Linked DNA regions of Homo sapiens: region 1 is linked to region 2. A link is a loop called in an ENCODE intact Hi-C map of the cell type or tissue named here. Cell type or tissue: OCI-LY7. All regions are shown on one strand. Links, peaks and the distances in the headings refer to the core of each region. The heading gives the core; the rest is flanking DNA.

Evidence for each region. A loop is a pair of places that touch in the nucleus more often than their neighbours do. Peaks named below come from ENCODE experiments on the same cell type or tissue, not always from the same donor. Only the 100,000 strongest peaks of a DNase experiment are listed, where the experiment ranks them.
Region 1: it touches region 2 in a loop (6-fold over the local background); 1 of 110 quality-filtered maps calls a loop at or near these places.

What each region holds. Positions count from the first base shown.
Region 1 is chr6:156,574,666-156,591,282 of GRCh38, reverse strand. No RefSeq gene overlaps it. Among named protein-coding and RNA genes, the nearest start is that of ARID1B, 190 kb to the left of the region's middle. RefSeq lists an enhancer at 8,551-8,700. In OCI-LY7, for the core only: CTCF peaks have their summits at 8,453 and 8,669; a DNase peak (open chromatin) is centred at 8,562; H3K4me3 peaks cover 864 bases; H3K27ac peaks cover 1,914 bases.
Region 2 is chr6:156,688,937-156,705,553 of GRCh38, reverse strand. No RefSeq gene overlaps it. Among named protein-coding and RNA genes, the nearest start is that of ARID1B, 80 kb to the left of the region's middle. RefSeq lists enhancers at 6,463-6,702, 8,443-8,492. In OCI-LY7, for the core only: no CTCF peak of the experiment used is centred there; DNase peaks (open chromatin) are centred at 5,885, 6,713, 7,073 and 8,213; H3K4me3 peaks cover 2,894 bases; H3K27ac peaks cover 4,179 bases.

The sequences.
Region 1 (16,617 bases), core at 5,574-13,573, 120 kb after region 2:
TTTCTTTCTCCAAGCTTGAAAACAGACCATATAATTGTAGGTGGTCATATTTGCAAAAATGTCTGCAGTAAGGACACAGCTCACCTGTTTACAGTTAGAGCTTGTGGGCCCTAATGTTTTGCATGCTGGAAGTAGACTTTGTGTGTAACCCTTCGCTTGCATAAAGGCTTCAGTGCAAATTTTTCTTGTCCATGGAAATATTTTTGTTTCAAAGAGCCAGGTAAGTATGGTGCATTGAACAAATATGTTTATTGTTGCTTCCTCTGAAAATTGCATTAAAATGATAAAAACGGAATTAAAAAGGCATAGTCCTACAAGGACAAAGACAGTAGGAGGATATGCTCGCTAAAAGTAACAACAATGGGGAGGCTCTAAGTCAGATAGATATTGGTCACTGATTTTGCAGAAGGGAAAACCTACAGCCTAAGCTGGTCAAGAGGAAACCGAGCCATGGGCTGAATTGAGTCACAGCTTCTAGGAAGCCTCAGGAATTTGTATCATTAGCAACCTCATGGAGGTTCAGGTGGGAGCATAAACAGGGGGACTGGTTTAAAGTCTTCCTGGGAAGCAATGAGAACCCTTCCCGACCCAGTCCCTCCAGCAGAGGGAACACCAGGCTCAGCTGAAGGCAGAGGCCACAGCAATAACAAGTAATCCGGTAAGAGTCTATATATTGAGCACGTGCTCCAGTGCTTCTCCTCCTCACCAGCCCAGTAGGGCATCCAATCCAGGAATCCCTTGCTGGAGGCTGCTGGCGCCCCTGCACCATGTTGGCCTGATAATGGCGGACCCAGGCTTTGGGTTGGGTAGACCTGCTCCCGTCTTAGATGTACTGCTCACACAGCTCCCTAGCTGTGTGGTTTAGAAGAAGTTACTTAATCTCTCTAACCCTTATCTGAAATTGTGGGAAAGAAGAGCTTTCATCTTAGAGGGTTGTGAGGACTCAGTGAGGCGATGGGTATAAAAATTCTAAGAAAACATCCAACTATTTCTGAAAGGCATCACTTGGTCTTTGAATGACAGTAGAGAAATGTTTGCATTGCTCTTGCCAAGAATCTATTCTTTCATCTGACTCTTTAGGATTCAGTCTAATAGCTAACATAATAAATAATTAAGAGGACTTTTCTACCCCTCCCCTTAACAGCTGTAGTGGCCATATTTAAAATGTTAGCCACAGTACAAACCTGGTTAGATGATGCCTTTTTAAACCAGTTTCAAATCAGTCTAATAAGACTTTTCTTTTAACTCCTTTCTTTTATCTCAGGGGTGCATCAATTTCATGTCTTGAATACCTTTTCAAAGACATAGTTTTGATTTGAAAACATGGTCATGATCCAGAACACATTTTATGTACTACTTGACTGTAAGCTCTTTCTAGAAATCAGTCTCTCACAGACTGTGTGACATCTATTATTGAATGAACATCACTTCTACCTATATCTTGAAGAACGTCAATCTAAATTAAAATATGCCAAGTTTCTTAACAGCATCAACGGGTTTCCTAATTAACCTATGAATACTGTCAATCTGTTAATATTGTCCTCTTGTTCTTTTACAAATGAGTTATATAACATTTCTTTTATTTACTCTAGCAATTTCAGAACTAAAGTGCTCCTTAGGGTATTCCAAACTTCCTTTCAAAAGTAAAGAAAATATCAGTAACATGAATTAGTTCATCATATTGGCCGAAGACTTTTTGGCTTCTAGGATTTTTTTCATACCAGTAACTTGAACTTCATGCATTTGCCCTTTCTGCAATGCTCTTTGTCTGTAAAAGTCTATCTTATGAATTCTTGTGGTGAGGTGGATTCCTGAGGTTTGGTTCAAGGAGCATGTAGGCAGTAGCTTTTATGATCCTTAGTCTGGCTTTCTTAACAAAGTTGCTACAATATGTCTTTTCTCCCCAAGAATGGACCTCAGTGGGTGGGGGTGGGGGGGTGGGGGATTTGATTAGCCACAATCCTGGCTTTATGGCACATTCTCATTATTGATCCATGCACAGCTTTTATTGTTTATTGTAAAATAATGGATATCTGAAGATTCACCACCCAACCCAATTGATAGAACATTGAAAGTGACTTCTGTTTTTCATTACCCTTCCCTGTATGTTCCTCATGGGGTCTTCTGGGACTAGCTCTTTTTTCTTTTCAGTTTTTTATTTCAATCTTTCATCGCGTTCTAAGATTCATTCATCTTTTTTTTTTTTTTTTTTTTTTTGAGACGGAGTCTCGCTCTGTCGCCCAGGCTGGAGTGCAGTGGCGGGATCTCGGCTCACTGCAAGCTCCGCCTCCCGGGTTCACGCCATTCTCCTGCCTCAGCCTCCCAAGTAGCTGGGACTACAGGCGCCCGCCACTACGCCCGGCTAATTTTTTGTATTTTTAGTAGAGACGGGGTTTCACCGTTTTAGCCGGGATGGTCTCGATCTCCTGACCTCGTGATCTGCCCGCCTCGGCCTCCCAAAGTGCTGGTATTACAGGCGTGAGCCACCGCGCCCTGCCGTAAGATTCATTCATCTTATAACAAGTAGCTGTGGTGAGTTTTTACTGCTGGGTGTTATTTCACTCTGTGGATATAGTATAATTTATGTATTTGTTTTTCTACCAAAAATGGGCACAAGCTGCCTCTTTACTCTGGCCGACTCTTGGCAACACCAGAGGACAAAAAAGTAGGACAGAGCTTGTCATTGGTGCCTTTTGGTATATATTTCTACACTTCCTTATTCTCTTCTTAGGCGATCATCTGAGCGTTCTGCTTGGCACATAGTCAACAACAATAAATGTTTATCGAATATTGTAAGTGACATAAAATTTAGGGCAACTCCAGACAAATGAAAGGGGCTGCCCTGAGCATTGAATTGAAGCCTCATCTTGGCTTAGAGGAAAGAGTGCTGTGATCAATTATCAATGTCTACATGGATGGGGCCTGGGGAAGTGGGCGCTTAGGAGCCGCTTATTACCACCCCAGGTTTAATAGATTACCTTCCTCATGGACTTTAAAAACTCAGCTAGAGTCATGGGCATGGATTAAAAAGAAAGGAATAGAACTTCCATTGTGGAATTTCAAGTTTCAGTAAGTCTGGGTAGTCTCTGGGCACTGAAGATGATCAATGCAATTCTTGGTGCTCTTAAACCACACTGTAACCTTCTTTTCCCTTTCTTTTTTCCTTCCTTCCTCCCTTCCTTCCTCCCTCCCTCCTTTTCTCTCTCTTCTTGTCTTTCTTTCTCTCTTCTCTCTCTTTGAGACGGGCAGATCTCATTCTGTTCCCAGGCCAGAGTGCAGTGGCACAATCATAGCTCACTGAAGCCTTGAGCTCTTGGGCTCTAGTGATCGTTCCGCTTCAGCCTCCTGAGTTGTTGGGATTACAGGCATGAGCCAACATGCCCAGCTTCCACATATTTTAAAAGTTGGTCCTGGTATTTATTCTATGTTAAATATCTAATGTAAAAAAATGCACATTTTCCAGGAAATCAACTGCAGAAAAGGTGTTGTTTTTCATCCCTATGGTTAAATGTAGATTTTCTGTTTAAAAGTAAATCTTTTACCTGTGAAGATTGGATATGATGACACTTAAAGTAATGTAATTTTAAGTTGTCTAGTTGTTTAAATGTAGTGATGAAAAATTAACCAGAATATTTCTGGCTATGACCTCAAAGACCTTTTCCTGAAACTTTCATTTCTTTGTTTTGTTCTCATTCAAGTGTTGATAGCTTTAGTGATACCACTTCCAACTCGAGCCTCACTTTTAAATGGCTTATCATAAACTGTTAGAGCTGGGATAAATATAAAATATCATTTGGTTGAGTGTGTTTCAGATCTATCACCTAAGGAGACAGCATAAAAGACCAATTTCTGGGCTCCATCCTTAAACTAATAAATCCAGTTACCTGGGTGGAAGCCCAGGAGTGTGCATTTAATACAACCTCTCAGGTGGTTTTGATGCTTATTAACATTTGAGAAACACTGATCTGTTACAAATCTTCTGTAGTGGAGGAAACTGAAACAAAAGAAGTTAGGGACTTATCAAGAGTTGAGCACTAACAAATTCATATCTGGGCAGTCACATGAGGTGAGGTTATAAGATAAAAATGAATGTATGTTTTTCAGTTTATGTGGTGGGGTTTTAAATGTCTTATTCTCAATCCCAAAGCTGCCAGGCTGTAAATGTGCCTAAAACTCCTAGAATTAGGAGTTAGTTGTTTCCTGTTACCCTGTGTATTCTTTCTTTCTTTCTTTTTTTTTTAAATTCAATTAGTTGATGTTATTGGGGATCCCTGAAAAATTCTCAAGATCATCTGCTATTACTGGGTCACAATTCTTTTTGGGGTTCTTTTGAGAGCAAAGAAATTAGTCACTATTCTTATTCCAATTACACCAAGATCTATGAATCCATTTTCCAAAGATACTTAAATCTTGCAACATGGGAGAATAGTCACATCAGAACATTTACTTCTTCAAAATATCTCTTTTTTTGGGAAATTTACTAGTTTGTTGTTTTATGATTTAGTTGAAATGCAGGGAGTCACCTGCCCAACAGCATCTCAAATAATTAAAAGCCCTAATCTCCTGTCTCTTCCCCAAAGGGGGAATAAAAGGAACTAGAACCTCCCATCTCTCTCCCCACCTGGATACTTTTAGGCCAAGTCCATGGAAAACTCCTCTGTGTCTGTAAGCTGAATAATCCAAGTAGGCTGTGTCAGCTGAATAATCCAGGACTATTCAGATATTTGAAAAAAAATTCATATTTCAGTAGTGTGGGTTGACTTTTGCTTGAATCTATTGATTACAGAAAAAAGGGAGGTAAAAGTCTTTGGTCAAGGTCTTCTGATGCCTTGATACTTTACTGTCATTGATATCACATGTATTTACAGAGGCAAAGACCTAGAAGTCAACCCTAATTTGGGCTATTTCTGAAATTCTCAGAATTAGTATTATATTAATACTGTAACATGAATTCATTTTATTTGTGTAACTGAGGCAGGGGAATAGGGTCTGGAGACAGGGAATCTAAGGACGACTTGGACAGGCTCCCTGGAGCTGAGGAGTCTGCACACTGACCTATGATTGGCCCATTCCAGGACCTTCATTTGCATAAGATGCCAAACCACATCGGCCTCTGATTGACCACAGGCCAAATCTGCACTCTGGCCAATGATTGGTTCATTCTAGGACCTTCCTTTGCATAAAGCACCAAACTACATCAGTCTTGGATTGGCCATGGGCCAATTCACCTCAGCCTCTAGTTGGCTGCGAGCCAGTCCTTCATTTACATAGGGTGTAAGCAACGAGAAACCTCTAGGGAGTACTTAAGCTTCCAAAGACTTTGCTACCAGGGCTCTTGAGCCAATTGCTAGAGCCTGCTCTCATCTTGTGGAGTGTACTTTTGCTTTTGCTCCTTCCCTGCTTTCTGCTCTAATAAATCCACTTCTTCACCACTCGTTTGTGTGTCGTTCAATTCTTTGTTGAACACACCAAGAACCTGGACACCTCACGACTGGAACCCTTAATTAGGTAACATAATCAGGAAGGCAGTGGTCTAGCCTCCCTAAAATGACCATATCAGCTTGTGAGCCTATCATAGTTTTTAGAAAAACAATATCAATAACATCAATCATAAAGTAAACGTGGGCTGGCCCATGATCCAATTGAATTTACCTGCATTATTGGTCATTACTCTGTTACTATTCTTGTTACCAAAAAAAAAACTTTCTTGGTTTCAGCATTCAGGAACAAACTCTAAAATATTCATATAGTTTTTGAATTCCAAAAATATTTCAAATCTAGAAAGGCTGATGCACTTTAATAATTTTTTTCTCAAAATTGTGTGTGTATGTGTCTTTTTTCATCTATGTTGTGTGTATCAGTAGTTTCTTCTCTTCATACATGAATATTATTTTATTTTATGAATGTACCACAATCTGACTTATCAATGATTGCTAAACATTTGACTTGTTTCCAGTTTGAGCTACGATGAACACAGCTGCTATAAACACTTAACTATAGATGTTTGTGTGGCCATAAGTTTTCATTTCTGTTGGGTAAAAACCTAGGAGAATTGCTGGGCCACGTGGTAAATGTATATCTACCTTTAAGAAACTGCAGAACAGTTCTGCAAATTGGTGGTACCATTTTGTCTTCCCCCAGGCAGTGTGTGAGAGTTCTAGTTGCTGTTTGAAATGGTTTCTGATGGAGGCATAAAGAGGAATAGATGAGTTGTTTTTTTTAATGTTTAATTTTTGTGGGAACATACTGGGGGTATATATTTATTGAGCATATGAGATTTTTGATACAGGTGTATAATGTGTCATCACATCAGGATAAATGAGGTATTGATCACCTCAAGCATTTATCCTTTGTTTTACAAACAATCCAATTTATGCCATCTTAGTTATTTTAAAATCTACAATTATTATTGACTCTAGTTATCCTGTTATGCTATCTACTAAGTTATTCTAACTACTTTTTTGTACCCATTAACCATCCTCCCTTCCCCTCACCCCCTTATTACCCTTCCCAGCCTCTGGTAACCATCTTTCTACTCTCTATCTTCATGAATTCAACTGTTTTTTTAGCTCCCACAAATAAGTGAGAACACGAGAAGTTTGTCTTTCTGTGCCTGTTTTATTTCACATAACATAATGATCTCTAGTTCCACCATGTTGCAAAAGACAGAATCTCATTCTTTTCTATGGCTGAATAGTACTCCATTGTGTATATGTACTATATTTTCTTCATCCATTAATTTGTTGATGGACACTTGGGTTGCTTCCAGATCTTGGCTATTGTGAACAGTGCTGCAATAAACATGGGAGTGCAGGTACCTCTTTGATAAACTGATTTCCTTTCTTTTGGGTATATATCCAGCAGTGGGATTGCTGGATCATATGATAGCTCTACTTTTAGTTTTTTGAGGAACCTCCAAACAGTTCTCCATAGTGACTCTACTAATTTACATTCCCACCAACAGTGTAGGAGGGTTCCCTTTTCTCCACATCTCACCAGCATTTGTTATTGCCTGTCTTCTGGATAAAAGCCATTTTAACAACGGTAAGATGACATCTCATTGTAGTTGTGATTTGCATTTCTCTGATGATCAGTGACGTTGAGCACCTTTTCACGTGCCCGTTTGCCATTTGTATGTCTTCTTTTGGGAGATGTCTATTCAGATCTTTTGCCAATTTTTAAATTGGATGACTAGATATTTTCCTATAGAGTTGTTTGAGCTCCTTGTATATTCTGGTTATTAATCCCTGGTCAGATGGATAATTTGCAAACATTTTCTCCCATTGTGTGGGTTGTCTCTTCACTTTGTTCATTGTTTCCTTTGCTGTGGAGAAGCTTTTTAACTTGATGTGATCCCATTTGGATGAGTTGTTTTTTCATAGGAAAATGTGTTCACCTCTAGGGATGAGTTGTTGGCGGTGATCAGGGCTGGTGCTCAGCATTCTCTGAGACTGTCTCTGAATGGGGTAGCCCCCTGGGAGTTGTACCTTCCTTACCACTGCAGAGTCCGCTTACAGGTGTTTCTCCGTCCCTGCACTGAGAGCTGCTTGAGGATGGGGGCCAGGTCTTAGTCATCTCCGCAGTCTCAACTCCCAGCAGAGTCTGGGACAGCATAGGTTTCAACATGTGTTGTTGAATTGAACAGCAAATCTCTCCAGTGGCCAGGATGTTGTGAGGGGAGGGAAAGCTCAGGTGGGTGTGGCCTACTCCTTTACGTCTCATTTTCTGTGGCGGTGAAGGCACCAATGGTCATGAATTTCATCTAAAAACACAATAAATTGAAGCACAGTGAAGGGTATCAAGGCGGTGGGAAGGTCCTGCTACAGACAGAGTATGAAAACTGTTGAAAAACATAAAAATCAACATATTATGATTTTAAAAATGAAGAGTTATGAGGGGCTTGTTTGTAATACCATACCTGAATTGCCTCGCCTCACACGTGGGCCTGGATGTGGGTGGGAGGGGAAGGCAGTGTTGGAATTTTTAGCTGCTGCCTCATTTTCATTTGGGCTGAAATGCTCTGAACCCCATGAGGCATGCGTGGTGAGAGGTCCTGATTCACGGTGCTCCTTTCTGCAACATCAGTGATCCTGCTTCTAAACCATTCCTTGTCCCCGTCTTTCTGTTTGTTGTTGTGGTTTAGCTGGGGAAAGTAAAATGTCTAATTGAAGAAAGTGGGCAGGTCACTCCTTCTTAACCAAGTCATCCAGCTGCTGGACTCTCCTAGAGATGTTTCCATTTAGCAGGGAAAACTCTATTTTTCCTTTCTCCTTCCTCACCTCCCCCACCTCCATTTTTATCCCCTAGAGCAAATTCAGGGCCTCTCTGAGTTGGTACCACCTTACATTAATTGGCACTAATGCAAGTATTCACAGCTGTGCGTGGGATGCTTCTGAGTGCAAAATGGATCTGTCTGTGCCTGGGAACGGTTCTTTCACTTCAGGTGTGTAATTTACTCTTCTGTGAGATGCGTTCCCCGGGCTCCCCTGCTGCACCAAGCAGCACCTCAGCTGCCACTACAGAAGAGCTCAGCAACAGACGTTTGCTTATGGTCATAAATCTTAGCAGACACACCTGTACATGACCACAACATGCAGTTATAGAAACAAAGAACTTCCCATCAAGCTGAAACTGATCCAGGAGGTGTGGGTGGCTTGGCAGCAAAGGGGGGCCATTACCAGGAGAGCCCAGGTGACCGTGGAGGAGCTCAGGGAGCACCCTAGAGGCGGCTGGGGCTTGGGCACAATGAGCTTTGGTTAAGAGAGACTGGGATTCAGAATTGCTGTCTGCTCTCATAAGCCCTGTGATTGTAGGCAACTTACCTTAAATTTCTGAGCTATGGATTTCTCAAATGACACTCTTGGAACTTAGATCTATCATCTTAAAATTTATTTTCTATTTATCTCACTTGTTTTATGTTCCTTTTCTTCTCCTTGCTTGCCCATTTTTTGGATTATTTATGTATTTAAAAATTATTCATGGCTGAGCGCAGTGGCCTATGCCTGTAATCCCAGCACTTCGGGAGGCCAAGGTGAGAGGATCGCTTGAGCCCAGGAGTTCGAGACCAGCCTGGATAATGCAGTGATACCCATCTCTATTAAAAAAAAAAAAAAAGCAGCTGGGTGTGGTGGCACATACCTGTAGTCCAGCAACTCTGGAGGTTGAAGTGGGAAGATCGCTTGAGGCCAGGAGTTTGAGGCTGCAGTGGGCTATGATCATGCAACTGCACTCCAGCCTGGGTGACAGAGAAAACAAGAAACGAAAATATTATTCCATGTCCCATCTCTATCAGCTGTTAAGTTATACCTTCCTTTACTGGTTATCCAAGGACCAAGAGATGACAATAGCACTACCTTATTAAAATTGAATATAAAGTTGCACATCTGTCTATTCCTGGACAATGCACAGACCCCAAAAAGTTTGACTCTATTTACCTTCAATCCTGCCTTTTGTGCAGGATTTAATTCTAAATATATATAAGACCTCACAAAATATCAGTCATTATTGACAACCAGTATTCTTTTAGATTTACCCGTGTAGCCATCCTTTCTCTTGTTCTTCGTTTCTTTCTGTGTGTGGTAGACAGAACAATGGCCCCCACAAAGACGTCTCATTCTAATCTCTGGAAACTGTGAATATGTTAGGGGGAATAAAGGTTCCAGGAGGAACTAAGGCTGCTCATCAGTTCGAGGGATTATCCTGGGCCGGCCCAATTAATCATCACTAGGAGACTTAACTGTGTAAGAGGGAGGCAGGAGAGGAGAAGGAGAGATGGCAGTGTGAGAAGGCCTCAGCCCGACATTGCTGGCTTTAAGGATGGCGGACAGGACCTTGATCCAAGGAACACAGGAGACCTCTAGACCCAGCAAAGTCAAGAAACAGACTATCCCCTGGAGTCTCCAGAAGGGAATGCAGCACCGTGGACACAGATTTTAAAGCTCAGTGAGAACCATGTCAGACTTCCAATCTCCAGAGCCGTAAGATAATACACGCACATTGTTTTAAATTATGATGTTTGTGGCCATTTATTACAGCGGCAAGTGGGAACTAATACTCTATATCTCTGTTTTCATGCAGAATCATTTTGCTTCTATCCGAAGAACTTGTTTTAGTCATTTCCTTTAAGAAAATGTGGGGCTGTGGTAATGAATTTTGTCAGATTCTGTTTGAAAATGTCTTTCTCATGCTTTCATTTCTTTGGTTTGCAATTTTATTGATTTCTGCTCTTAATTATTTCCTTTCTTCTGCTTATGTTGGGTTGAATTTGCTTTTCTTCTCTAGTTTCACAAAATGAAAACTTAGAGTATTGATTGAAAACCTTTCTTCTTCCCTCATATAAGCATTTAATGCTACAAACTTCTCTCTAAACAATGCTTTAGTTGCTTCCAACAAATTTTGATATACTGTAATTTTGTTTTCATTCAGTTCAAAATATTTTCTTATTTCCTTTAACACTTCCTCTTTGACTCATGGGTAATGTAGAAATGTGTTGTTTATTTCCAAATATTTTGGAGTTTAACAGAAATCTTTCTGTTACTGATTTCTAGTTTAATTCCATTATGGTCTGAGAATATACTTTGTATGATTCCTATTCTTTTAAATTTGTTAAGGTTTGTTTTATGGTCTGAATATGGTCTCTCTTAAGGAATGTACACTTGTAAACAACGTGTATTCTGCTTTAGGTCAATTTGATCAATAGCGTTGATCAGCCCTATATTCTTACTGATTTTCTGTTTACTTGTTCTGTTGATTCCTGAGAGAGGAATATTGAAGTCTCCAACTATAATTGTAGATTGGTCTGTTTCTTCTTTCAGTTTCATTGTGTTTTGTTGTAATTCATGTAATTTGAAGCTCTGTTGTTAGGTCAATTTAGGGCAGTTTTGTCATCTTGGACTATGGACTTATTTATCATTAAATAAAGTTCTTCTTTATTCTTAATAATATTCCTTGTTCTGAAGTCTACTTTGATATTGATATAGCTACTCCAACTCTCTTTTCATTAGTGTTTGTCTATCTTTTTTTTTTTCATTTTCTAAGAAACTATTTTTGTATTTTTGCTTAAAGGAAGTTTGTTGTAGATATAATGTGGACAGGTCTTGCTTTTTTATCCAATTTGTCAATTTTGTCTTTTAACTGGTGTGGTTGAACTGTTCACATTTAATGCGATCACTGATATATCTGTATTAAAATCTATCTTGTTAGCCATTTTCTATTCGTTCCATCTGTCTTTGTTTTTATACTTATCACTTAAGAGATGTCACTCCATTATCTTTTAGCTTGTGTGAATTCTGATGTGAAGGCTGTTTAATTCTTACTTTGTTTTCCTATATATAATGTGTCTTATTTCTCTGGCTGCCTTTGAGGTTTTCTCATTGTCTTTTGTTTTCAGCAGTTTAAATATATGTGAAGGGTGTGTATGTATATATATGTGTGTGTGTGTGTCCTCATTTTTCTTTTTGTTTTCAGTTTGGGTAATTCCTATGAACCAGCATCACTGCTTCACTCCTTAGCTGGGTCAAATCTACTGATGAGGTCATCAAAGACTTTCTTCATCTCTGCTACTTTTTGTTGTTGCTGTTGCTGTCATTTAAAAAAAATTTCTAGCATTTGCTTTTAATTCTTTCTTAGAGTTTCAGTCTCTCTGCTGAAATTGCCCATCTGATCTTGCCTGTTGTCTACCTTCTCCATTAGAGCTTTTAAAATATTAATCACAGTTATTTAAAATTTTCTATTAGGTAGTTCAAACATCCCCATCACAGTTGAGTCTGGTTCTGATGAGTGCCTTGCCTCTTCAACAGTGTTATTATATTCTTGCCTTTTCACATGCTTCTTCACTTTTTGCTGAAAGCCAGGTATCTCATATATGCAGTAAACTAGGGTCAATCATTTTGCAGGCTGGGATGAGCACACTTTTGGTTCCTGCTGGGCCTTTGTGCTGGGATGTGAAATAAGCTAGTTAGGGATGAGGTTGGACTGAGGTATGTTGTTGCTATGGTTAACTTCAGTGCATCACAATCCTTAAATTTCTCTAATGACACCTACTGTTTAGAGAAGGGGCAGATTTGCCAGAGGGTTTTTCCTTCAATGTGTGTTCCATGCTCATTTTTAAGTCTTCTTCTTCCTCTTTTTCTTTTTTCAGAAAAAGTCTGTTTATATGCTCTTGTCCCTCTTCTCTCCCTGTCCCAGGAGTTCTACACTCTCACCTGTTATTCAATGCTAGTTAGCCTTGTAGTAGTGGGATAATGGGGGGGAATATTCTCTGTTGTTCTGATTGAACCTCAGTCTTAGATGGGCACTATGTTCCTAAGACTCAATGACCCTGCTCCTCTGCTGGCTGTAGTGCTGGACCCAGCACATATTTCTTACTCCCCTCTCTCCTCATAGTGATAGGGTATTTTTTTTTTCTGGTTCTCTTCCACCAGCTGCAATGTATTTTCACTGGTGCCCTAAGGAAAATAGTGTTTGTTGCCCTTCCCTGCACAGATTAAGGATTTATTTCAGACAGGTGATAGAAGAGAAGACTGTGGATGGATTTTGCACCCCTCCCATTGTGTTTGCTCTTCTTTTCTCCTGTTTTACACCTCAGAGAACACTTTCATAGGGCCCTTTTCAATTTTTGTGAGCTCCCAGTGGGGTCCCTGGAAAAAAAGCCTGAAGAAGGGACAGATTCTCCAATTTCTTTTTTTTTTCTTTTTTGAGATGGAGTCTCACTCTGTTGCCAAGGCTGGAGTGCAGTGGCGTGATCTCAGATCACTGCAGCCTCTGCCTCCTGGGTTCAAGCGATTCTCCTGCCTCAGTCTCCCGAGTAGCTGGGATTACAGGCATGCTCCACCACATCTGGCTAATTTTTATAGTTTTAGTTGAGATGGCGTTTCACCATGTTGGCCAGGCTGTTCTTGAACCCCTGGCCTCAAGTGATCTGCCCACTTTGGCCTCCCAAAGTACTGGGATTACAGGTCTGAGCCACCACACCCGGTCAATATTCTCCAATTTCTTTGACTCATAGGGGCTTCACACACTTGCCAGTGCATGCTCAGCTTTCAGCAATTTACTAACTATGTTAGCTGAACTGCTCTTACAAGCATACACTTGTGTCCACCTCGGGGAAACCAGTGCTCATATCTCATCTTTCCCTGAAGGTCTTAGATTTATATCTCTTTAGATTTGGGGCCATTTGATTTCTCTGAAACCTGAGTTCTCTGATAGTTTTTAGAAAGTAATGAACTTTCAGATTGTCTAGCTTTTTCATATTAGTGTGGGAGCAATGCTGTTTTCAGCTCTTTATGTCCCCAAGCAGCTTGCTTTCATTTTTATATGGGTAGTTTTGCTGGGTATAAAATTCAAATATAATTCTAAAGTTCGGGAGTTACATTATTTTGGCCCTTTTATGTGATTTTGTTGTCTATTGGTTTCCACTATGTTATTGAAAAGTATATTGTCAGTCTTACTGTTGCTCCTTTGATGGTAATATGCTTTTTTCCCCTTGCTGCTTTAAAAACTGGTTTTATTTTTAAAAACAGTTTTAAATTCATAGAAAAATTGAGGCTGAGCATGGTGGCTCACATCTGTAATCCCAGCATTTTGGGATGCTGATGTGGGAGGGTTGCTTGAGCCCAGGAGTTCAAGACCAGCCTGGCCAATATGGTGAAACCCTGCTTGTACAAAAAAATACAAAATATTAGCCAGGCATGGTGGCGTGTGCCTGTGGTCCCAGATACTCAGGAGGCTGAGGCGGTAGGATTACTTGAGCCCAGGAGGTAGAGGTAGAGACTACAGTGAACCGTGATCATGCCACTGCACTCTAGCCTGGGCAGCAGAATGAGATCTTGTCTAAAAAAAAATATACAGAATTCCCATATACCCTTTCCCCCCATCACACACAGTCTCCTTCACTATCAACATCCTACTTCAGAGTAGTGCATTTGTTAGAATTGATAAACCTGCATTGGTACATCATTGTCACCCAAAGTCCATAGTTTACATTAGGGTTGACTCTTGGTGGTGTATATTCTATGGGTTTTGACAAATATATGATGCCATGTGTCCACCATTACAGTATGATATAAAGAACTGTTTCATTGCTCTAAAAATCCTCTCTGCTGTGCCTATTCAGGCCTCCCTCCCTGCTAGCCTCTGGCAACCACTGATTTTTTTACTATCTCCATCATTTTTCCTTTGCCAGGATGTCAAATAGTTGGAATCATACAGTATGTGGTCTTTTCAAATTGGCTTCTTTCACTCAGTAACGTGCATTTAAGATTCTTCCATGTCTTTTCACGGCTTGATAACACATTTCTTTTTAGTGCTGATAATATTCTATTATCTGGATGTACCACAATTTATTCATTCACTTACTGAAGGACATTTTGGTTGCTTCCAAGTTTTAGCAGTTATGAATAAGCTGCAATAAACATTTGTGTGAAAGTTTTTATGTGCATATAAGTTTTCAATCACTTGGGTAAATATCAAGGGGGCTGATTATTGGATCACATGGTAAGAGTATGTTTAATTTTATAAGAAACTGCCAAAGTGTCCTCCAAAGTATTGTGCCATCTCGCATTCCCACCACTCACAAATGAGAGTTTCTGTTGCTCTACATCTTTGCCAGCATTTGATGTTGTTCTGCTGCTTTCAAAAATGGACTCTTGGGGAAAAGAAGGGAGAATTCCTGGGGTTATCAGGCAATGTCTCTCACTCTCTTTCCTCTCTTTCCTTGAATCAGAAGGAGTCTGTCTCTGAATGTCTGCCCAGAGTTGGGGGAGGGGTGACATAGGCCCTCCCTTGGCCACCATAGGCGGTGTCACACTTGGTTGCACCACAAATCTACTGCCTCTGAGACCAGTGCGGCACCAGGGCTTGCCCAAAGACTGCAGTCCTTGTGGCCTGACTGCCAGTCATATTTATTCCAAGCTTCAGGCCACGTTAGTCAGCTGGTGGTGGAACCAGCTAGGACTCAGTTTCCCCCCACTGGGGTGGAGAATTCCTCTCTCGCCCTGGACTGGTCTGAATGCTCCATCCATAGTCATCAGCAGAATTCTGTCCCGTTTTATGTTCCACTGTGACAGGACAGCACTGAGTTCCGATGTGAAGTCCCACACTCACTTCACTCTCCCCACTCCGAGGATACAGATTTCCTCTCTGTGCTGTGCTTCCTGGGGTTGGTGGAGGGGTGGTGTAGGCAATGCAGGACTGTCTTTCTTACCCTCTTCAATGCTTCATTCACCTGATTTTTTTGTTCTTCTGAGGGTGCTTTCTTGCCCTGATGGTTGTTCAATTTTGTGTTTTGGCCAGGGGATGATTGCTGGAGGGTTCTGTTCAGCCATCTTGCTCCATCTCCTCTACTGGAAGGGGGAAATCTGACAGGATTTCAGTCCACAGGTAAATGATGAGGTATGTGAGTGGCAATAGCGCCCTGTGCTTTGCTATGACCTTCTGAGTGGAAGGGAGTATGACTGCTACCTCACTTCTGTTTTCTGAAGCTAGCACAAAACATCTCTTGTAACCCACATGAATCCATGCTATTCAGGGAAGAAAAGTCTAACAAAAGTAATACCAGCTTGGCCAAGTTTGCATGATACAAATTCATCTCTCACCTGATTATCTCATTCTTCTCTTTCTGAGACTCCAAGTGCAAATATGACACATTTTCTGGCTGTTCCATATATCTTATACTCTATTTTGTACTTTGCATTCTTTTGGTTTTCTGTCCTTCAGTTTATATATTTTCTTATTAACTACCTTCCATTTGACTAAATCTCTCCTTTATCATTTTGAATCTGCTATTAAACACATTGAGTTCTTAATTGTGATTAATTTTTTTCTGTCCAAAAATTTCCTTTTATTCTTTTTAAGTAATTTATAGTTCTCAACTGAAATTGACCATATTCTCATTTATTTTCTTGAATATGTTTATCATTTATTTTCTTGAACATGTTTTTTTCACATCTATGTCATATAATTCTAATACTATATCTTGATCTCTTGTGTCTTCTATTTCTTTTTGTTTCTTTTGCTTTTTGGCACACTCTTGTCTTTTTATCAATTTGCCTATTTATTTGTTTAAAGATAGTTTTTTGGCTATGTTTTGCAGGCTGGTTTTTAACTCCTAGGCATAAGTGATCCTCCTGCCTTAGCCTCCCCAGTAGCTGGGACTACCAATGCATGCCACCATGCCTGGCTTTGCCTAGTTACTTTTGATCAAATTATTATTTTGATTAAGTTTCAATTTGTATAAAATTATTGAGATTATTTTATTTTCCTCTCAAAATTTATTTTTGCTTTTGGTAGGTAGTAAGTATAGGAATTGATCACTTTAATCAGATGTTGAGTTGATTCAAGTTCATCTCCAGTATTTCTAGGGGTTTATATATCTCCATATACTCCTATATAGAAAGGCATATATTTTCCTAGGAGTAACTTTTGAGGGGTCCCAACTAAAAGCATCAGATGTTTAGTAGGACTCTCTTTCTTGGTGAGTGCTATATTCCAATCTTTGCCTCCTCAGCTCTGTGAGATGCCTGAAATCTTTGCTCAGCTTCTTAGCCTCTCTGCTGTTACTTTTAAATAGAAGTGCCTACAGGGAAAGAGTGACGCCAGTGACTTCCTTTCTCTAGAAGG
Region 2 (16,617 bases), core at 3,622-11,621:
GTTGGAGGTAATGGGGCCGGGCACGGTGACTCACGCCTGTACGCCTGCAATCCCAACACTTTGGGAGACCGAGACGGGTGGATCACCTGAGGTCAGGAGTTCAAGACAAACCTGGCCAACATGGTGAAACCCCATCTCTACTAAAAATACAAAAATTAGCTGGACGTGATGGCGGGCACCTGTAATCCCAGCTACTTGGGAGGCTGAGGCAGGAGAATCACTTGAACCCAGGAGGCGGAGGTTGCAGTGAGCCGAGACCATGCCATTGAACTCTAGCCTGTGCAACAAGAGTGAAACACTGTCTCAAAAAAAAAAAAAAAAAGAAGTTAGAGGTAATGGATCAAATTTTTGTTGACTGTAAGAATAAACTTTTCTGACAATGTGGACATCAATATTAGAAATGTTACATTCACATTTCAAATATTGATAGAAATATTCTATATCACGTGTATTTGCTGAGGCAAAGACTAGATGACCAGATGTAGACAATGTCAATGGACATTCTAGGTAGCAGCAGTAGAGGAAGGAAGGCATGATACTTGATCCCTTCAAACATCAAAGGGGTATAATTCTATTACAAAAAATAGAGATAGTAAAACAAGGAGACAAGAAAACACAAGGCATCAAATATGAGGCACTATAACTGTCTATAGAGTGGCCCAGCCACTAGGCGCCATACTGATGATGCTCCTCTCTTGGCTAGTGATTTTAAAACTTCTTACAAAAAGAATCATTAAATAGGTTATCTCCTAATCTATGCCTTCATCTATTAATGTAATTGTGAAAACTGAATATAGATATATCTCTTTTAGAGGGTTATGGGAGTAGGCAAAGTAGTTTATAAATATGAACAGCCTCAGAAACTAAGACCTCCAACACTATAGCATGTTATGTTAAACAGTGCTTAAGTAATGGTCAACATTTACATACACTACATGAAAACATAAATATTAGAGCCACTGTCTAATGCCACAGCATACATATATATTTCTCAAAAAAACTTTCCCTTTTTGCACTTTTATAAAAATAACGTGTGATTTCCTTTACGTGGTGAAAATGTAAAAATAATATGGATGAAGTGATTATATAATACCATAATATACTCAATAGTTGTAATCAACATTATAATAAGTATAAGACTATTTTTCACACTACCAGTTCAGGAGGAGAGTCACACTACATTGGAATAGCTAAAGGAGTTTTCTTGAAGGAGGGATGCTCCGATGAGTCCCTAGACAATGGGGTAGATTTTAATAGATGGATGGAGAGGAAGAAATGCTGTGAATAGGGCTATCTCATGTTCTAGATCTTCTGGGATAGTTTTGATTTCAAATATAATCCAGGTTATACAAGTATGGTCATAATTGTTAGAGTGGGTGCCTCTCTTCCGAGTTTGAAATATGGTCAGTAAGAACATTAACAAGTGCCTGGAAGCAGGAAGAAGATGGCCAAGCAACGAATCACGCAGAGCAGTGAGTATGTGCCTTCTCCCACCCCCCAGTCTCCCGCCATCCCTCCCTGTTATATTGTCCTTTCTTCCAATAATAAACCAATGTAACATCCTCCTGTCCCAGCGGTAGAAACATTTACAATTGCTGGAAATGTGATAGAATCAGAAATGTGCAACCAGTCTATGCAATCAGCTGCACAGATTGTGAAACAACAGTCGTGGTTCTGTTTGTTCCGAGACAGGATAAAAACTGCAAATCTTTTATAAGACAGAAACTGAAGCCTAAGAGAAGCCCCAGCAGCATTCCCTGTGCTGTGGTACCATTTGGCTTTTTGTAATCCCTCCCTCCTTCTCCCTCCTTGAGTCCCATTTTTTTTCAGCCAGTGTCTGCCCAGGGACACAGGGCACAGGTTTTGGAGGGGAGAGAAGTTTGGTGAGATTTGGCACACAAACACTGTAGGTGTCTTGTTTTTCTTTTTCTTTCTCATTGTTTTTTTTTTGAAACAGGATCTCTCTCTCTGTTGCCCAGTCTGGAGTGCAGTGGTGTGGTCATAGTTCACTGCAGCCTCTATCTCCTGGGATCAAGCAGTCCTCCCGCCTCAGCCTCCCAAGTAGCTGGGACTACAGGTGTGTGCTACCATAGCTGGCTAATTTTTAAAAATTACTTTTAGGCCAGGCACGGTGTCTCATGCCTGTAATCCCAGCACTTTGGGAGGCCGAGCTGGGAAGATCACTTGAGGTCAGGAGTGCGAGACCAGCCTGACCAACATGGTGAAACCCCATCTCTACTAAAAATACAAAATTAGCCGGGCATGGTGACGCATGCCTGTAATCCCAGTTGATTGGGAGGCTGAGGCAGAAGAATCACTTGAATCCAGGAGGTGGAGGTTGCAGTGAGCTGAGATCGTGCCATTGCACTCCAGCCTGGGCAATAAGAGTGAAACTCCGTCTCAAAAAAAAAAAAAATTACTTTTAGTAGAGTATTTGCTATGTTCCCCAGAAGATTGGTCTCCAACTTTTGGTTTCACATGATCCTCCTGCTTCGGCCTCCCAAAGTGCTGGGATTACAGGCATGAGCCACTGTGCCTGGTGGTCTTGTTTTTCTTTGCTGTTATAGTAGCAGGGCATAGAAATACCACAGAAAGAGGGAGGGTGGGACTCCCATAGAGCAGGAGAAACTGAAAGCAAATAGGGATTTCAATTTTTTGTTTCTCCAGATGAAGAATAAAATGCTTATGAACAAAGAAAAAGGTGCCTATAGAATACATAATAAATATGACATATTTAATAATATTAGCCCATTCAGATCATTCAGAGGAAGGATATGCTTAGAATGAGAAGGTTATTTCATTTTTAACTTTTCTTGGGTATCAGGTCCAAATTTCATAGTAATATCTGAAAAAATATCTGTACTTTTTATAAAACAGGAAAGTTTATGTGGAGCTACCTAAATGTTTGAATAGTAACGTAAGATTCATTGTGTTCATGTTGCTTTGCTTTTGTTGACTCCTACTTAAATTCGCATCATTCTACTATTTTGACCTAAGCAGTCTTGCTTCGATTAAGAAAATTCAGTGTCTGGCATCTACATGGTAAAATCACAGCAAGAAATTGGAACTCTAGAGATTGGAACTGTAGCCACGACAGGGGGTGCCAACTCCTGTGGTCCCCCGACACCACAGAATACCATGAGTGGAACTTTATCCACAAACATATATTTCCCTCCCAGTGTTAGGATGTTTCATCTCCCTCAGGCCTCCCTTTTAGAATTTCCTAGATTCCTGAAGTCCTCCTAAGTCTGCAATATTATCACTACATATATATCAAATTAAAATAAAGATCTGTGTAAAAGATAAAAGTAGCTTTTCTCTCTCTCTCTTCTGTTGCTGCTGTTTCTTTTCAGTTGATTCAGCTGTCAACTTCAGTCAGGCGCAGCTCTGAACACGTGGTCATATAATTCATTAGCAGTTAGAAAGGGGCTCCACTCAGCCCTGAAGACATTCATGCGAACAGCTTTTGGAAAAATGTTTAATAAACGTCTTCTAGCATTGGTCTGTGCTCTTAGAAAGACCAACCTGTAGGAAACTAATACATACAGCTAATGTCTTAATAGATAAATACACTTATTAGGCATATTTAATTTTATGTTTGACTTAGTACCCCCAAAAATGCTGTTTAAGTTGGTAAGAAAGTCAGATTCACCAAAGCAGAAGGGAAATGGGATGCATTTGGTCCCAGTAGTACTGGCTTTGGGTGAGTGATTTTGTATTGCTTTTGGATGAATTGTGGAAGTTAGTCGTTCTCCCAGTCACCTCTCTAATTTGATCATGAAGTCAAATGATATGAAGAAAGCGTTATAGAGATTGGACTAGTTCAAACAGTGAACACAGTCAATATAACTGGTGGAAATGATATTTTAGTGTAAACTCATGTGGCAAAGCTTGGCCTAAACGGAGAACATTTGTTGTTTCTATTTAGAAACATCAGACTCAACAGTCTAGACAATACATTTTGATTTATTACTCACCTTTTTACTACCTTTTTCACTTAGTTAATCAAAGTATATATTCAAAAACATTTGAGTGCCTGTATTGTGCCAGACAATATTTATGGTTACTCAGTCTTCTTATTTTCTTTCTTTCTTTTTTCTTTTTTTTTTGAGATGGGCTGGAGTGCCATAGTGATGCGATCTGGGCTCACTGCAACCTCTGCCTCCCAGGTTCAAGCGATTCTCCCGCCTCAGCCTCCGGAGTAGCTGGGATTACAGGCATGCGCCACCACACCCGGCTGATTTCTTTGTATTTTTAGTAGAGGCAGCATTTCGCCATATTGGCTAGGCTGGTCTCACTCCTGACCTCAAGTGATCCGCTCGCCTCGGCCTCCCAAAGTGTTGGGATTACAGGCATGAGCCACTGTGCCCAGCCAATCTTCTCATTTTCTAACTCATCTGTTTCTCATTCTCTTCTTCCTCCTCCTCTTCCTTTTTCTTCTTTCTTTAAAGCCTCAAGTTTTCCTCCTCAGATTTGTCTTGATTTTTAAAGTTTTCCTTTCATCTCTTGGATGTGGAATTTTCCCATAAAAATCTATTGTTCCCTTGTTTCATCCCTTTTGGAAAGGAATATCCTTCAACTGGAAAAGTGAAACATATCCACCAATTTTAAACGTTAAAAATAACTGTGCAAATATATAACTATGTTTTATCTTCAATTATTATGAAATTATTAACTCGGTCATTGATTTGTTTATTTGGCATGAGACCATGCTGTTCAGGGAATTCCTGCCCATTTCGAGAACCATCTTTCTTGCATTTCTTACTTAATGGGACTAAGCAACTTAGCTACAACTGAAATAATTTTAGCAAATATGAAATTCTACAAAAAAGCATGGCCAACAGAAAGCCTTCATTCACTGTGTTTATGTTGGTACTGATCTTCACGGCATGCTGTTAACTCAACATGAAGCTATGCTTTTTAAAACAATTCAAGTTCAAGGCCATCCCATTTATAACCAGTCATGTTCCAGGCCTATAAAGCATTTGCAATAACAATCCAAACTGGCATATAAGTTAAAGCTCACCCTAGGCAGCTTAAATTTACACGATTAGCCTGGGACTTGCTCATCCTGTAGCATCGGGAAGCCCGACCTCATGATCAAGTGCAATTCACATCTCACAATTCTAGCAATCGATGTACATGGATACACCATTATATTATTATTAAATCCAATTGCTTTGCAATTAACCCAATATGACACCCATACAAATGATTCAAATAAAGAGCCTCACATTTCACAGGGGACAATCAATACAGTGAAATCACAGCTACTGACAATGCCAGCAATTTGGCTTGTTACTTTAGTGCTACATTTTTCTCAGGTTGACACTTCTATTCCCGCTTCTGAATTACAGCTACCATAACTTTCAACTATTGGCAATGCCCACGCCTCACAAAAGCAGAATATTCAACCATGCTTGGCCATTCCTAACCTGTTAGCTGAGTCATGAAAAGTTACACCCAGCCTAAGACGTGCTAAATCATAATTTTTAAAAATTTTCTTTCTTTCCTCCCAAAATGAAATTTGGACTTCTTTTTCTCCAGGAAAAGCTCCTTAATGATGGAAAAGAAAATTATGAGACTTATCAATAGATTAAATAAGTTCTTAGGAAAAATGATTCTTGCCCCTCCCCTTGCATAAAACTCTTACAAGGAGATGCTTGAAAGCAAAACCAATCACAACAGTATCTTTCCCAATTACTATTATTGTTCTTCTGTAGCTTTATCATCTCTATTTTAATTAAGTGAAAGCACTTTACAGTTATAGCCTGATCAAAAGCAACCTTTTAAAAACATTACAACCTTCATTTTATGTCACCCTCTTTTGGCAGATTTTGCCAGTGTATGTGTTTGTCAGACAAGGTGGCTTTTAGCAGCATTTCCCTTCAGCCATTTCTACAGAGTTGGGTGCTGACATTCAATAGATATTTATTGACAGACTATTTGAGCGCTACTTTGTTAAGACCCCATAACTCCTTATTTCAAGTTGACTGAACTTGACCTTATGGAGCATTTAAGACAGGCACTGACCAAAAAATGTATCTTTTCTGTGTCTCTTTCTATATTGTTTCCAAACAGAGACTGGTTGAGTCAGATATGTTTCTATGAGGCCATTTCCATCTACTAAATGGGGGGAATAGAACATTAAGTATGCAGTAAAATGCCTCTGTTTTTTAACATACAGTGTAGACGATTGAAAATAATGACTTACTTAATACGCTAATAGAGTCTCCGTGAATCATACTGTATACATAACGGTGATGAAAATGTTCAGGTTTGAAATTTCTCCCTTGCCAGAGAGGAAACCATGGGGGTGAGTCATGGTTTTAGTGATGACTGGCCTGGGGAAGTGAAATTGGAAAGCCACAGGTTAAAAAAGGAGTGAGGAGTGATTCCTTAACAGGAGTGCCATAGTCATAAACTCCAAGAAGGCAAGAGACAGTTCCTTATGCTGCTCACACCTAGGCAGGAACCTGCAGAAGAAGAGCTCCTGGCGGTTCACCTGCAGGAGAGAAATCCTGAAAGCCCAGGAAACCAAACAACATTTAAAGTCACCTATGGATTGGGAAAAGAAACAGGACTTCTTGCTGGGGGAAGAGCGATAAATGACTGCCTGTAAAGGGGAACACAACTGAATGCAGTCACTCAAGTGAACGAAATTCATTTAAGAGCAATTGGATTAGAGATGGAGATTTACATGGATGACTTTAAAGAAGAGAAGTGTGCAAGAGACAGGAAAGATGCACATCAGTCATTTGCTACAAAACTGTAAACAGCATTGTTAAGTGGGAAAATGGGCCACTAAATTGTAATTAAACTATGACGATAATGTTGTAAAATGTGTGCTATGGGCAAAGACTGATTGGGATTACATAGAAATTAACCTAGTTACTGTGCTCTTGGTAAAGTATTGATGTTATTTGTTTTCCATTGTTAAATTTTGTGGTGTGAACATGAGGGTGGGGGTGGGGAGAGACTATATATAGAGAGTTTAGTGTTAAGACCATGGCACGAGGAACCAGGAAGCCGTCTTTAAGTTTCACACGGCCACGCCAGCTGCGATTGTAACCTCTCTTGAGTCTCAGTGTCCATATATAGAAAGTGAGAATAAGAACACCTGCCCTGCACTAATGGGGTAGTGAAAGCACTTTGTAAATTTGAAAGTATTGTAGGAGATTTTTTTAAGGAATGAAGGTCTGGGTGCTATCTAGATGAGAGACTTAGGAAGTCCAGACCTCAAAAAGTTACACTGACTCTCTTTTCTTAGCAGTCACTGCGGAAGCTGGAGAACATGTGTTATCTCATTTAATTTTACAGTAAAACAAATTACAAACACTTATTGGGCATCTACTAATTGTTTCACTAACCAGGTTTTCCAATACCATTTATAGAACAATCTTCTTGTCCTCCATTGATCTGAAATGCTCCTTTTATCACACACCTGAGTTTATATTTGAACTGCTGTTTTACTGCTCACCGTTCTGTTTTAATTGTTGTAGATTGGTGACTTTTTTAATCTGGTAGGGTAACTTTTTATAGCTGTTGTTTTTTAAAAATAGGATCCAGGGCAGAGAGGGAGCTATTAAGGAAGATAACCAAGCTTGGACTCAAGGGAGTAACTAACCAGCCCAAAGGCACGTTGCAGTGTAGCAGATTCTTAGAAGACATTCTGGAATCAGAGGAAGCTTACTTCAAATCCTGGTGTATGATTTATCATCCACATGACCCAACGTATATCACTTAATTTCTTTAATCTCTTTCCTCATCTGCAAATTGAAGACAATATCAGCTACCTTGAAGTGTCCTGATGTGGATTAAAGTACAAAATGGATGTCAGTTTCTCTAGGACCATGCCTGGCACCCAGCTGTCACATCCTTCCCTTCCTTTGAAAGCGTTCCTACTGGTAGGGACATGGCTTCCCTTTCTTAGGTTTTCTTACATCTGCAAAAAAGGAAGAAGAACAAAGAATGCTCACAGCATTCTGCAGGCTTGTTTCACTGAACGGAGATAGATACATGGTAACTGTCTAGGGGATTTCAGCTGTGCATGTGTATTCTCTCCTCCCTGAACATGGCAGAGCAGAAGATACTGCATGCCATAGAATTCATGAAGGGCTCTGTCATTATCCAGCCATGAACATGGGATGTCAAACCAGGTAGGAGTGCTTGGCGGTACATTCCCCTTGAGGGGAAGTGAAAGGGGAAATTGCCCTGGGCCGTGAGAACTGGCTAGGGAACAGGTGCAGAGTGATGGGGCCTCTCTTCTCTGCCAAGTTTGGACTTTAAGTGATTTTGGGGGCAGAACTCACATTGATGACCTCCCTTTTTGTAGTTTCTTAGAGATTATTGAGTAATATTTAAAAATATTTGATGATTAGAGTGAAGACACGTCACATTGGGCCCCAGAGCAATCTTCCACCTCCAGGAGTGGCCAGGATGACTTTGGAGGGACACCTCTGTCATCTTTTCTCCCTAAGTGATGGATGGATAGAGTCTGATCATAATTAATTTTAATAGAGACCTGATGTGCTGTGAGAGAATCTTGGCCATTCAAATGAAATAGAACTGATAGCCAGCCACGAAAAAAATAATCTCAGTTCTATCTCACCATTGGCTTTAGAACATATTAAGTCTAGTTAAGAAGTATTTATGGAGGGCTTCTGTGCCTGGTGCTATAGAAAGGGATACAAAAAAAGGACCTTGTCTGACATTCTCTGTCTGAATTGGACAGACAAGAAATATAATAAAATAATAATGTACTATCTGTGAGGCCCTGACATATGGTATACACTGAGTTATATGCTCAGTGTGCATTAGCTCTAATTCATTAATTCTTTCCACAAATGTTTCTGGAGTGCCTAGTATGTGCCAGGGATTCTAGTTGCTGGGAGAACCATAGGGCAGAAGGCAGAGCAAGTCCCTGCCTTTGGGAAACATTCTAGTACTTATAAGCAAATGAGTATGCACGATCATTTCAGGGAATGATCAATGCTATAAAGAGCCAGGGGCAGTGGCTCATGCCTGTAATCCCCGCACTTTGGGAGACCGAGGTGGGCGGATCACGAGGTCGGGAAATTGAGACCATCCTGGCCAACGTGGTGAAACCTGGTCTCCACTAAAAAAAAAAATAAAAATAAAAAATAAAAAAAAAATTAGCCAAGCGTGGTGGCGTGTGCCTGTAATCCCAGCTACTCGGGAGGTTGAGGCACGAGAATAGCTTGAACCTGGGAGGTGGTTCAAGTGAGCCGAGATCGCACCACTGCACTCCAGCCTGGTGACAGAGCGAGACTCCGTCTCAAAAGAAAAAAAAAAAAAAAAAAGAAAAAGAAAAAGACAAAAGAAAAGAAAAAGAAAAAGAAGTAGGGTACAGGGATAGAGGGGCATTGGGGCCCAGCTAGGGGATATTTTAGACAGGCCTCTCTGACGGGGTGGGCTGGAAGAATGAAGTGAACCCCAGAGGCCGAGGGTCCAGGCAGAGAGAACAGCAAGTATAGAGGCGCTGTGGGGATTCCTGAGACCAGGGCGGCTGGAATGGGGTGAGGCAGGAGGAGGGGCAGGAGAAGAAACAGGACAGACAGTAAGTGACTCTGCTGTGTCAGGTCTTGCAGGAAATGACAATCATTGCAGGTTTCATTCTGAGGCCAACGGGCAGCTCTTGGAACATTTTGAAGCAGGAGAGGGTTACCTGGAAACAGACTCTGAGCTGGCAATGCACAGGCAGAAGCCCTGTTCTCCCACCAGCAGAAGAACAAGAGAGAAGCAGGGCTGGGAAGAGGGAGAACGTGGGGTATCTCAACACAGACCCCCAACTGATCCCGCCAAAGCTGTGGGGTTGGGAGGACCCTTCAGAGTTTCCTCCAGTTGAGGCAAGAGGGCTGGACCTTATAAACCAGCATCAACCAGTTGCTGTCTCCCAAGAGGGGTTATAGACTTGGGCTAGGCAGCTCCCTGTGGGAGCGGATGCCTGGAGAGCGACACAGCTGTAGGCCGCCAGCAGTCAACACCCCCAGCAGCTAGGGCAGTGGCACCTGAGTCCTGAAGGGTGGCTCTCCACAGAATCCGCTACAGATCTGTTTATGTTTTCATTCTTATAAAAATCCTCTAAGTTAGGTGTTTTTATTCCCATTAGACAGGAGGAAACTGAGGCTCATGGAGTTTAGGCAACCTGTTCAAGGTCATACCTAGGAGATGTTGGATTTGAGACTAGATCTCTCCAAATGCAAAGACCATATCCTTTAAAAAATTGTGATAAAATATACATAAGTGAAATTTACCCTCTTAACCATATTTCAGTATAAAGTTGGTAGCATTAAGTACATTCACATTGTTGTGCAACCACCCCACTATCCTCCAGAACATTTTGTTTTTAAATATATGGAGTCTTGCCATGTTGTCCAGGCTAGCCTCGAACTCCTGAGATCAAGTCATCCTCCTGCCTCAGCCTCCTGAGTAGTGAGGATTACTGGAGTGCACCACCACACGCAACTAATTTTTATTTTTTGTGTAGACAGGGTCTGACTATGTTGCCCAGACTGGTCTCAGACTCTTGGGCTCAAGCAATCCTCCTGCCTCAGCCTCTTGAGTGGGTGGGACTACAGATGCATGCTACCTCACTTGGTTTCATCTCCAAAACTTTTTCATCTTGCATAACTGAAACTCTGAATCTGTAAAATAATAACTTCTCATTCTCCTCCCATCTCCCTAGTCCCTGGTAACCAGCACTCTACTTTCTGTCTTTATGAGTTTGACTATTCTAGATATAAGTGACATCCCACAGTATTTGTCCTTCTGTGGCTGGCTTATTTCACTTAGCATATTGCCTTCAAGGCTCATCCATATTGTAGCATGTATGCGAATTTCATTCCTCTTTAAGGCTGAATCATATTCCATTGTATGGATATTCCACCATTTATCTGTTTATTCATCTGCCATGGGCATATGGGTTGTTTCCCCCTTTTGGCTATTGTGAATAATGTTGCTATCAACATGGGTGTACAAATATCTCTTCATGGCCCTGCTTTCAATTATTTGGGGTATATATACCCAGAAGTGGGATTGCTGGATCCTATGGTAGTGCTACTTTCAGTTTTTTGAGGAATCATCATAGTGCTTTCCCCGGTGGGTACACTGTTTTCCATTTCCACCAGTATTGCACCAGGGACTGGAACCAGGGTTCCAGTTTTCCACATTTGTGCCAACACTTATTTTCTTCTCTCTCTCTCTAATAATAGCCATCCCAATGGGTGTGAAGTAGTATCTCACTGTGGTTTTGAGACCATGTACTTTTCATTGCCACCATGCTCCCTCTCTGAAGGGAATCAAAGATTTCAAGCTTGCATCCAATCCCATCATTCCACTTGTGGGTGAAAATGGTGACAATGCTTAGTCAAGACAAAAGCTCACTGAGCGAGGTGGCTCACGCCTGTATTCCCAGCACTTTGGGAGACTGAGGCGGGCAGATCGCCTGAGCTCAGGAGTTCAAGACCACCCTAGGCAACATGGTGAAACCCTGTCTCTACTAAAATACAAAAAATGAGCTGGGCGTGGTGCCACGCGCCTGTAGTCCCAGCTACATGAGGCACAAGAATCGCTTGAGCCCTGGAGGTGGAGGTTGCTGTGAGCCAAGATCATGCCACTGCACTCCAGCTTGGGCTACAGAGTGAGACTCTGTCTCAAAAAAAAAAAAAAAAAAAAAAGACAAAACTCAGTTAATCTCCCTGGATTAACATACCCCGAGGCACTCAGACAACTAAAGAACAATACAAAATTTGTCACTGTATGCTGAATTAGTCTTTAAAGTTTTTGCTCAAGAACCCTAAAATAGTTTAGAAAACAATGCTCTTCTTTGCATATTTTTAAATCGATACCTATAATTTTATCATACATTTGAATAGTTATAAACATGTGAATTCTAGCATATTGTAAATGTTGACATTTTAAAAGAAAACTGTGACATCACTCTTTTAAATGCATCTCAATGGAATTCACATCCCATCACAGTTTGTTACCCACCATCATCCATTTAAGAAATACACATGCCAGTTCATCTTCAGCAAGCAAAAATTGTATTCCATTTTCTCTTTGAAATTTTATTTCCATTCTACTTCCCCTTCAGAATTTTATGCTAATGTAATATAATGATAGAAAGTCTTTTACTGAATATCTCGTTGTACTTTTATCTATCAAACATATGTATACAAACTAAAATTTATACACTTTGAAATTCTTGTGACCATAGGCTCTAAGAGTTCTCTGAATTGAGTTCTCATTGCAATGACTAGTGTTACACAACTGATCCAAACAACCTAAATGAATATCAAATTTTATAAATGCTAACATGAAAAGTAAAGTTTTATTGGAAGTTTGCATTTCTTTTCTTGTTTTTTTTTTTTTTGAGACAGAGTCTCACTCTTGTTGCCCAGGCTGGAGTGCAATGGCGCCATATCGGCTCACTGCAACCTCCGCCTCCCGGGTTCAAGCGATTCTCCTGCCTCAGCCTCCCGACTTGCTACTCATTGCTAGATTGCTAGGATGACAGTGTGTGGCATTAATGCTATTTCTATTTCTATTTCTCATTTCTTAGAGATGAGAAATCCTTGTTCTTATAAATAAGGAGAGGGGAATGGAAAAAGTTTTGTTGTAAAAATGTCTTTCAAGTTTTGTCTTTTGGGGCAAATAAGTCAAAAATTGTCTTTCAATTTTTGTCTTTTGGGGCAAATAATCTTTTCTGACTTATTTGCCCCAAATCACATGGTAATGTATGATCAGAGATGATTTTCTAATGATCTGTCAGCTGACAACTCTACTAGATCCTCCTTCAGTTTTGTTGAAATCAAAATATTGGAAACTGTATGGTTTGCAAAGCCTTTGTTACCTAGTCTGTGAAGGACTGAACTTTGTTCCTACGTATGCATATGTTGATGTCCTAACCCCTAGTACCTCAGAATGGGCCTGTATTTGGAAATAGGGTCATCGTAGATATAATTGGTTAAGATGGGGTGATTAGGGTAGGCCCTAATCCACTATGACTGGTGTTCTTATAAAAAGAGGAAATTTGAACATAGGGACAGACACATCTAGAGGGAAGATGATGTGCAGAGACACAGGAGGAAGATGGCCATCTACCAGCCAAGGAGAGAGGCCTGGTACAGCGTCTTCCTCAGGGGCCTCATAAGGAACCAACTCTGCCAACACCTTGATTTTGGACTTCTGGCCTCAGAACTGCGAGACCATAGGTTTCTGTTGTTTAAGCCCTGCCGCTTGTGGTCCTTTGTTAAGGTAAACTTAGAGCCACTCACTCCCTTATACCTACACCAATATTTTCCATTTTTCTTTTATTTGGTGTCCAGGAGGGTTTTTTAAACCCCAGAGCAAGGCATCCCAGAAAGACTGGAAATGCAGGAGAGGGACGCTTCTCTTTTGTAAGTGGAATAGAAGCCACTGTGAAAGGGAAATGGGTGTTTAATAAAAAGCAGATATTGAATTTGAAGATCTGCATGTTGCTTTCCTTCAAAATATCCTTGTCTGTGGGCCCCTTTGGAAAGTCTCAGGCCCAGAGGACTAGGTGTGGTGCCTTGTTTGAAGACAGCTGTGCTGAGCCATAAAATACCTACTGAAATTCAGGGGTATGGAAAGCCTTTGTCCATGGAGGTGTCAATGACATTTTCATGGAGGCTATAACATCTAACTGGCCTTGTGTGTAGAATTTTGATTTGTGGCAGAGAGAAGGAAGGACATTCCAGCCAGGGTGGAAGCAACTTGGAAATGCACTTTTGACTAAAGTAGGAATTGGTAGGGTGGGACCAGTCTTCAGGGGTCCATCAACGATGGGCCTAGGAGCTTGTACTTAGGCACTAGAAAGCGTTTCATGAGCACTGCCACGATGAGAATGGTGCTTAGGAAGATGAGTCGGGCTGCAATGTAGAGGATGGGTGGGTGTGTGCAGAGCTGGGGCAGGAGCAATCCAGGGGTGTGGCTCTCCAAGCATGGATCCGTGCAATGGATCTAGAAAGGGGGAGGCAGCTGTGTGTTGGTTGTGACAGAAACACAAGTCGAATGCCCATGTCATAGTCAAATTATGTGCCCACTGCTTAATGATCTTCATTTGAGAGGGGCTGCCAAGTCCCTGAACTAACTCCCTGTCTTTCCTCTGCTTTTCCGCTGTCTTCTGTAGTGGTGGAGGGCTTAAAAGTCTAGAAAGACTAACGATTTCCAGCGAGTCAAGTAGAGGCACAGTGGGGCAAAACTTCTCTGTTATGTGACTGATCCTTTCATTGTCAGGATGAAATGAGTCAATGCGTGTGAAGACACTTGGTTAACTAGAAAGTGCCCTGAAATGTAAAGCTATGGTTCCTCATTACTCACTGTTGCATGCTACTCTTTCTCAGAGGTAGTGGAGAGGTTTTCTCAGTGCTTCACTTCACATGAGGCTTTAGTAACTGAAATCCAGGTAACAGAGACTCCATTGTGCATTGCCTGAGAATTTCCTTGGGCTTATATCCCTCTCCAAATTGGGAAGGTGTGACAATACCCCCTGCTGAGCCCCACTGGGGAGAGGAGCCATGCATTGCACTCCTGGATTCTCTGAGGTGTCTGTCCTCATGCCCAAGCACCCTCAGAGGACTGTTCATTTGCCGTCAGAATTGCAAGCCTTCCTGATTAGGTAGTAATGGATACAAAGCTTTCCTATGCCCTGAAAACCAGATTTTTTTTTAAATGGCCACATGCTCTCCACTCCCCAAGCAGGGGAGTCCACAGAGCATCAGAACAACCTGCCACACAACTGTCATTCACACACACACACACACACACACACACACACACACACATTCAATACCACTTGCATTTTTATGACCCAGAGAGGATAAGAAAACTGGTTTATTCTAGAAGAAACTGGTGGTCACCATCCTTATAGCCATCTCTCTAAATCTTATTCATGTTCTCTGTGTGACCCTGAGGGTCACTGGAACCTTCTGGTGTTCTTAGTTCTCCAGAGGATTCCCTTGGCCATCGTGGTAGAGACCTGTCCTACTGGTCATGTGGCTGCTGACTCTAGCTGCTAGGACATGAACATTTGGAATTTCTTCCAAGGATGAAAAGGACATGGTAAATAATGTCTGAATGAGTTTTCTTACCTACATTGCCACTGCCATCTCTTATTCAAAGGAATATCTCCATTCATATGGCTGCCATAAAGCAAATCCAATGGTAGGAAGACAAGATGGAAGCATCAGATGATCCCCTCGGCATTGACACCTGCTCCCATTTAAGAGATGGGGAGAGAAGCCAGCGTGTTAAATGGTAACAGTTCCTGTCATTCCATGTATACTTAACAGGTGCCAGGATGTGCCAAGCACTTTGGATATGGAGCTCATTTTGCCCTCCAACCCTATGGAGTAGGAATGCTAACACCTAGATTTTCAGGGGAATAGATGGCAAACTGGAGCAGGTAGGTCACTTTCTCAAGGTCACGAAACTAGTAAGTAGCTGTGTCAGTCAGGGTGACTTAAACTGAGCTTTGATAACAAAGAGCTCCCAAATCTTAGTGGCTTACAATATCAAAGATTTATTCCTCCCTCCTGCTAAATGTCTACCAAGGTCTCTGGAGGCTTCTTCCTCAATCTAGGACCTCGGCAGACACTACCAGGACACTGCTGGTTGTCATGCAAGTGGAAAAGGAGAAGACCGCAAAGTGCTCAATGCTGGCACATGTTACTTCTGTTTATTTTGTTGGCCAGAGGCTGTCACATGGTACCTGTAACTTCAGAGGGCCAAGGAAGTACACTCTTATTATCTCAAAGGGAGAGGAGGAATTTTTGCAGACAGCTCTAATGACCACCACAGTGGTAAAGGAAGGATCCCAGAAGAAAGGCATTTTCTAAAGCCTATGCTCTTTGCTCCTATGAGAGCTTCCACTCACGGAGCCCTGGGCGCCTCGTGGGGTCTGAGCACTAAGCGTTTTACAGATATCATTTCTGGTCTTCATAGCCACTTGTTAGGTAGATGCTAATATTCCCTTCATTTCGAGATCAGGTTGCTGAGGCCCAGACAGGTCTTGAAGTAGCTTGAGCCAGATGGTACAGAGAGTACCAAATAGCACGTGTGCAGGCCTCTGATTAGTATGACTCGGGAGGCTCTCTTCTTTCCTTCTTTGCCTTGAGGATTTCCAATGCCACAGACATCATTTCAGTTTCACAACAGAAAACTCACATACATTTTCACAAGATTAAAACTTTGCTTAATCTTGTGTTCATTTATTGTTTTATTAATTGCTCATTGTAAAAATTCAGGTAATACAGGCATGAAGGAGAAAGCGAAAAATCACTAACAATCAAAACATCAAGAGAGAGCCGCTGCTAACATTTTAAGTATGTCCCTCCAGATCTGCTCATCTGTAACTTGTTTCTTCACATAACAATAGGTTGTGAACATCCTTCCAATAAATACACTGCAGTTTTAATGACTGCATAATACTCTATTGAGTGACTGTGCTACAATTTAAAATTCCTTGATGATCCACATTTATCTTCTGTTTAATCTCTCCCTCTTCTCTTGTTAATTCTGAGTTCCAGCTCTTTCTTAACAGTGATGTCTAAAATCTCCTGTGTCTTATGA